Linked DNA regions of Homo sapiens: regions 1 and 2 are each linked to region 3. Evidence: chromatin loops called from intact Hi-C (ENCODE). Cell type or tissue: PC-3. All regions are shown on one strand.

What was found. A loop is a pair of places that touch in the nucleus more often than their neighbours do. Peaks named below come from ENCODE experiments on the same cell type or tissue, not always from the same donor. Only the 100,000 strongest peaks of a DNase experiment are listed, where the experiment ranks them.
Region 1: it touches region 3 in a loop (8-fold over the local background); 54 of 110 quality-filtered maps call a loop at or near these places.
Region 2: a loop joins it to region 3, with 6 times the contacts of the local background. A loop is called at or near these places in 2 of 110 quality-filtered maps.

What each region holds. Positions count from the first base shown.
Region 1 is chr9:22,451,236-22,453,735 of GRCh38, forward strand. It overlaps DMRTA1 (DMRT like family A1), which reads left to right. Exons shown (of 2, transcript NM_022160.3): 2 at 1-2,500. The coding sequence ends at 676. Among named protein-coding and RNA genes, the nearest start is that of DMRTA1, 5.7 kb to the left of the region's middle. In PC-3, CTCF peaks have their summits at 1,373 (motif pointing left) and 1,575; no DNase peak of the experiment used is centred here.
Region 2 is chr9:22,306,090-22,308,589 of GRCh38, forward strand. No RefSeq gene overlaps it. Among named protein-coding and RNA genes, the nearest start is that of DMRTA1, 140 kb to the right of the region's middle. In PC-3, CTCF peaks have their summits at 1,139 (motif pointing right) and 2,305 (motif pointing right); a DNase peak (open chromatin) is centred at 1,122.
Region 3 is chr9:22,243,236-22,245,735 of GRCh38, forward strand. No RefSeq gene overlaps it. Among named protein-coding and RNA genes, the nearest start is that of DMRTA1, 200 kb to the right of the region's middle. In PC-3, CTCF peaks have their summits at 1,092 (motif pointing left), 1,291 and 1,650 (motif pointing right); no DNase peak of the experiment used is centred here; H3K27ac peaks cover 1,335 bases.

The sequences.
Region 1 (2,500 bases), 210 kb after region 3:
TCATCCTGGAGAGCAATCAGGAGGTGAAGAGAGTCCCAGGTCCTTATCATCCTCTGATCTGGAATCAGGAAATGAAAGTGAATGGGTCAAAGACTTGACTGCGACCAAGGCAAGCCTTCCGACAGTGTCCTCAAGACCAAGAGATCCTCTTGATATCCTTACTAAGATTTTCCCAAATTACAGGCGCAGCCGGCTAGAAGGCATTCTACGGTTCTGCAAAGGGGATGTGGTCCAAGCCATTGAACAGGTTTTAAATGGCAAAGAACACAAGCCAGACAACAGGAACCTAGCAAACTCAGAAGAACTGGAAAACACAGCCTTTCAGAGAGCTTCAAGTTTTAGTCTTGCTGGAATTGGTTTTGGAACTCTAGGTAATAAATCAGCTTTCTCTCCTCTTCAAACTACTTCTGCTTCTTATGGAGGTGATTCAAGTCTCTACGGCGTAAATCCTAGAGTAGGTATCAGTCCATTAAGGCTGGCATATTCTTCTGCAGGAAGAGGGTTATCTGGTTTTATGTCACCCTACCTAACACCTGGGTTAGTACCAACCTTACCTTTTCGGCCAGCTTTGGATTATGCCTTTTCAGGGATGATTAGAGATTCTTCCTACCTTTCCAGTAAAGACTCAATAACTTGTGGCAGACTGTACTTCAGACCAAATCAGGACAATCCGTAATGTATATGCCCATTCTCTCTTTCTGGAGTTTTTCCAGCATACAATACATGCACGTGCACACACATACACACACATCCATTAATATACTTCAGTAAGTATGTGAGTGGATTATGAGGTCTTAAAATGCTGGGTTTTTTTTTTTTCAAGCAATATAATAGGTCTTAGATCTGAAAACTCTTCATTAGGATTTATCAAGTGAAAGAAGTAAATCTGAACATTATATGTGCCTTGAATAAAGCTATTTCAGGAAATATTTAATGAATTTTCTCCCTAAATTATCATTTGTAAACATTTTTATTTTAAAACTAGTTTTTATTTTATTGAAAAGTGGAATTTTTAGTGATAAAATACATTTGTAAGTGTAAAGCAATACAGCATAATAGAATAGAATATAAACCGAAAGGAAGAACTGAACAATTAAGGCAATTCTAAATAATTACCATTTCAAAACTGTTTCTTCTATTCCTGGTTCATAGGAAAGAAAAAAGTTATTCAAAGTATTTTTAAAGCATTTGATTTGCAGATGGGTGATTCGTAATAAATAAAACATTTGAGCATTTTGAATTTATATTTCCTGAGTATTTTATTTTTCAATCTTAGCTTCCATGAGTGAAAACAAGTGCCATTAAAAAACATTTCTCTTTAAAGTTGACACTGTGTCTATGAAGTAAATTTTAGGAAATAAGACTGCGCCATCTCCTGGCCACTATCGCCAATTGCAACTGAGCTCTGTAGAGTATATGAATTAGAAACATTGATTCCGGAGAATAACCATTTTTTTTTCAAATAGTCATTTTGGATTATACTACATTAAAATTTCCATACTGTAAAGTGCACATCTACTGTGGATGAGAGTTGCAGTCTTTAAGTGTGCTTATGTCTGTATCTGGGGAAATATCCTTAAAAGTTTGGGACAAGAATATATGGCAGCCATTCTCAAAGGTAAGAATAATTTTATTCAGAAAACTAAAATAGCTGCTCAAATAAATATTTATTAACTGCAGATAGTTGATGCTTAATGCACTGAGGAGAGATATAAGATTTCCAAAGGGGAAAAACTGCCATGAAGTTTCAGAGGTATTCTTGCAATTTTAAAAATAATTTTTGTCCTCCCTCTGGCGCATTTGAAAACTATTTATTTCAGTCAGTGGAAAGTCCCTGAGGAAACTGCTTACAAAACAGTTTCTAGGACATTTTCTTTGTATGTCATCATTTTTCTTTTTTGAAGGACAGTAGCTTCATTGTTATTATTAGGAATAAATGGAAGCCCACTGGTGGTAAAAGATAGTTGATGAATTAGAGATTGTTTAAACTATTTAAGCAGCATGACTCACTAAAGATTTTTTAAATTATATGTATATACGTATGTGTGTATGCATCTATATGCACATATATAAGTCTATGTAGACATACATTAAACCCCTATAGGTTATATTATCATGGAGGCGTTTTTCATGAAGCCAGTAAGAATGTATTTCCAAGGAATATTTTGCCAGCAAATGTGATATTAAATTACTTCAGAGTATCTGATGCTGATTTAGGATGTAAATGTGTTTATTAGGTTATGCATTAATTTTAATGGTGTGAATATAAGAAAGCAGATCTTGAAAAATTTCGATGTACTCAATATTCATTTATTATAAAAAAGTTTTATATTCTAAGCCTAAACCGTAGTACAATGTCTAGCAAGTAGTTGAAATTCAATTCATATATACTGAGTAAGAAACTCTTATATATAATAGATCTCTTTGAGACTCTGATAAAACTGAAGAACTCTACAAAATGGCGTACAGACACACAGTTTTGCATACAATTTCACTGGGT
Region 2 (2,500 bases), 63 kb after region 3:
ACCTTAATTTTACAAACAAGGAAACAAAGTCTCAGAGAGGTCAAATAACCTATGCAAGGACACATTCAGCAATTGAAAGAGTTGGTTTTCAGATTCAATAATGGCTTCTGGTTGTAGGAATATATAAATTGGACTGGGGGAGTCAGGGGATAAGTAAAATGTCACTTAGCTCCCTGTAATAAGCCTTGCAGTGCATTTCCTGGTGTGTAACGGGTATCATTTATCATTTGATCAAGATTCAGTCAATGACCTTGTTTGCATAAAGGAGATTTCAACCTAATTTCCTGAAAATCTGGTAGTTGCTTCTGCATAATCAAACAAAAAGGAGTATAGGAGTGAAAATCTTAAGTGTCCAATTTTTGGGAGACTGTTTTCAAACACGTTCCCAAACATAGTCCCGTACTTACCAAAACTGTCTTAAATTGTTGTTTAAAAATATTTTCACTTTAGAGAGGGATACTAGTTTTAACTGTTTTACTTTTAAAAATTAGAAACATCTGCCTTCTAAGCCAGGCTTTAAAAAAAGTTTTACTCTCTTATATCTGGCATAAAAGTTTTGAAAAATGAGACATTAGGACAGTGATCCTAGACTTTAAAACGTGAGAAATAATCTCACCCTGTGAGGAGGAATTGCAAGACTGAGAATGTGGAAGGGAAAGGATTGGATGGAAAGAATTTTGGATTTGGTACCAGAAGATGCAGGTTTATTTTTGTTTCCTGCTTAATCCAAACCTGAAACTGAGAATGATAATACCACATTTTCAGAGTTATTGTGTAATTTAAATGAAATAGTGTTACACAAAATATACTGTATAAAATGTAAATTTAGTAAAGCAAATGGCAGGCATTTATTGTTGCAACCGAATTACTAATGTTGAGGCTATATAAATAAATCTTCAATACAACTTTTATTTTTCATACTAATAATGCTTCTATCAATTTGAAGAGTCAAGAGAAGTAGCTGGTGAAAATAAGCATAGCTTGAAATATGAATTGTTAGTTGGCGAAGATGGGCCAAGACATCACACCTTCTCTTGGAGACAAAGACTAAATTACAAATTCTTCCACCTGGACTTTCAGTTGTGGGAGCTTCAAGTTTCAGAAGTAACTTCCAAGACCCACGAGAGGGAGCTCATGCACTTCTTAGGCACTACTGGTTAGCTTTTTAATATCTTATTCAAAACAGGCAGTAGTTTGGGAGGTGAGGTGTGATGAAGAAAATGGATTAAGGGAAATAAATTCCTTCAAGAAAAATCATTGGGGAATACAAAGTTAACTCCTTTAGTGTGGTTGAAAGTGTCTGAGAAAATTCTGGCTAGAATCCCTTTTAACCAGCTCCCTTAAAGGAAAAGTAACTGCTGCAATCATTTCCAGATTAATCTTTCTGGCTTAACACCCATTCCAAATATTCTCTTCTTAGAAAAGAGCATTGAGAGATGATTATCCACTAATGTCATCCAACTCCACTTAGCCCAGGCTGCTTTATGAGATAGCTAGGAATATCACAGTTTAGGCATTTGTGATCACAGTTGAATTCAGTTAATCATCCAGAGAGCAAGAGTAGAGTAGAGGTATATGCTTACACATTTAACAACATGCTTATTATCTGATGTAATTCTGTGGACTGTCAGAGATGAAGAAACCAGTTGTGTGTGTGTGTTTGTGTGTGTGTGTCTGACTGAACGTGTGTATGGTGGAGAATTGGGATGGGTAGAATGCAGCATGAAACAATGGCAGAGGGAGAGGTCCTCAGTTTTGATGTTATTCATTTTATGACGTGGCATACTTCTAAGGTCTACAAACATGATCCAAAAGGAGATGTCTAAAAAGAACAAACCCATCTGCATGTAAAGCAACATAGTCAATAGAAGAGACAAACTTTGGCTACTAGTATTTTATTATAAATATTATATTACAATTGAAAAGTAGGTACAATTATAAATCCAGTCAATGTATTGTAAGTATTAATTATTTCATGGAATGCTTATTTTCCAGAAAAGCTTTTTGTAAATTGAGTTGGTATCATATAAAATAGAATTTTCTCATTAAATTTTATAATAAAATTGAAAATGCATTTCAAAGTATACATTTTTGGCTCAATTCACATTGAAATTACTAAGGCAATATATCTTTTAAAAACAAATAGTTAAAGGAAAATAATGGTTGTTTTTCACCAACCATTAACAAGGACATATTTTGCTATTAGTAAATCAGTAATGAAACAAACCACAAAATGCCAAGTCATAGGGTTGAAGTTTGAATTAAATGAAATGCAATGAGTTCAAGTTTGTTACCAGGAGAGGGCAACTGGCTACCTCCCAAAGTGTCTACACAAAGGAGTATTCACTATTGCCTGTGAAATCAGAACCTGGGTTCATCAACCCTTTCAAAATGAATTAATCTTTCAGGGAATAATCAATATATTAATTAAACACAATGAGAAATATACCTTGAATTTTGAAATCAATATGACCAGTGAATTGTTTCATAATATGAAAAC
Region 3 (2,500 bases):
GGAAGGCAAGCCTGACTGGGTGGTCCATCATTCTGAGGGCCTTTGAGGATGGAAGGTTCATGAAAAACAGTAAGTGTAGTAGTTAAAAAGTATTAGAAATACACTGCTGCACTTACCAGCTGTGTGACTTTGGGTAAGTTGTTTAATCTCCCTGGGCCTCAATTTCAGTTTTCTCATTTGTAAGATGTAAATAATAATAGGCCTCTCTCATAGGGTTGTTGTGTTAATTAAAGGAGATTGATACATATAAAATGCTTAGGACATAAGCACTCAATATATATTAGCTTCTGTCCTCCTCTTCTTTCTCTTCTTCCTTTTTCTCTTCTTTTTCTCCCCTTCTTTTGGTTCTTTCTTTGTTTCCTGGTAGAAGGAATACAAGACTGTATCAGAAGATGCAAGAAACATCAGAAAGTAAACTCTGGCAGATACAAGAGATAATTCCTCTGGAACTGTGGTCTTTTGTCATACTTCTGTGTCTGCCCTGTCAATCACCCTCTGTCCTGGCAAAGAGGAGGCTGCGAGAACCATAGAGTTCTCCACTCTGAGACTCTTGGCCTCAAGTAACCACTGAGTCCTTGGTCACTTTAAGGTATACAGAGAAGTTCTGGCAGAAATTTTTCTCATACTAGGGCTGAAAGATGAAAGTGATTACCTCTGAGGCAGCTGGTTCTCTAGACTTCCCCACCGTAAATAAACTTCTGGTTGTAAGCATTAGTGAGCTTGCTCCACTATAGAACATGTATATGGAGAGAGAAGGGTGTCAGTTCCCATTTGTCCACAAATTGAGAATTTATGCATCTTTGGTGACTGCCTCCCATTTCAGTCCACAGCATTTAAACTCCAGCGAAAATAGATGCAACCGGTGATGTTGAGCTCACAATGTGCCAGGCACTGTTCTAAGTGCATTCTGTGTATTAATTTCGTTTATCCTTACAACTACCAAATGTGAGAGATACTATTATTATCCCAGTTTAACAAATGTGAAAACCAAATCACAGAGAAGTGAAATAGCAGAGTCAGGACTAGGCCCATCTGACTTCAGAACGTACCTCTGAACTATTGCCATCTCTCAGCGCCCCCTGCCGTATTCAGCTCTTCGAAGGCTCTCATTCTGTGCTTAAAAGCTATCACAAGATTGTTTATTCTGCAAGCTATGCTTTTTCTCTTTAATCTTCACTTGGACACCTATTATTACTAAAAATCATTTCAGTCAATAAGCACCTAATATATTCCATTTTATTTGATTCCTTATTTCTCTTCCCCACAATAATGTTATGTTTTATTTCCTGTCCTTAGTCCATTGTACATTGCCTGGTACAAAGGAGGTGCTCAGTAAGGTCTATGGAATGAAATAAAAAAATTATATATTGGGTTGAATATACAATTTATTCATTTTTGAATTCATTTTTTCAGAATACGATTGTATAGACAGGTCCAACTATAGAAGGTTGCCATAAACTTTGAAGTTTACAATAAATTTAAATGCGTTCACAGCTTCTAGTTAGGCAGAAGAGGCTAATAATTCTACAGGTGGTAGCTTGCTTTTCTAAGGAAAAGAAGAAACCAGCAGTACAATTATGCTGATTTCTGCCATTTAATGGTGTGTTTTTTGATTGTTTGACACTAGGTGGAGCCAAGAAGCCTTGCAGGGAAACTCCAAAGAAGCAGGAACTACTGTTACCAACCCTCTGATCGTACTCAAAATAATTTGAAGTTGTTTTTTTTTTTTTTTTTTTTAAAGATTGCAAACTGGTGCATTATTCGCATCAATTATTTAATTACATTCATTCTCCAGTGAATTATTTGCTCTACTGGTTACCTTATTATTTTTGAAGTGGAAAAGTTTTATACTTTATTTCTTTCAGTTTCCCAACACTTAGAAACAATTTTAAATATTTAAGTGAAATCTCTATTTGGTAGTTGAGACTCAAAACCCCAAATCTTTCTTCACCCTCCCACCCTCACCCTCCTTTCTTTTAAGTGCAATGTGGTTGCAGACGCCGAAGGTCTGGCATTCTGTGAAAAAAGGTCCTGGACTAGCAGTGAGGAAGTTTTCTTTTTCTTCTCTTTCCTTTTTCTTTTTTTGTTTTAAAAATAATTTTTGTACATTAAAACAGTGAATATCAGCAACTGCAATTGGTTCAACATAACCAATTTTACACTTACCAAGTTCACATGAAAGTCAAAAGCAGAATCATAACCATAATAGTTTTGACTCTGCTTTTGACTTTCCTTATGACTTTGGTAGGTCACCTGTCTTCTTGGGGTCTCATTTTCTTCATCCATTAAATGGAAGGAACAGGCACCAACTTGAAAGACACATTTTCATTTGAATTTTTCATAATTTTGGCCCCTGAATTATTCTGATCTGTGTCATTGACTGGTTCTTTATGCTTTTGTCCAGCATGTGTTTTTGAATTCTATAGATTTTGGCTAATTATGGACTATTACTAGATGTTCATTAATTACAGACTACTGGAGACCTGAAATGTGTCCTCTA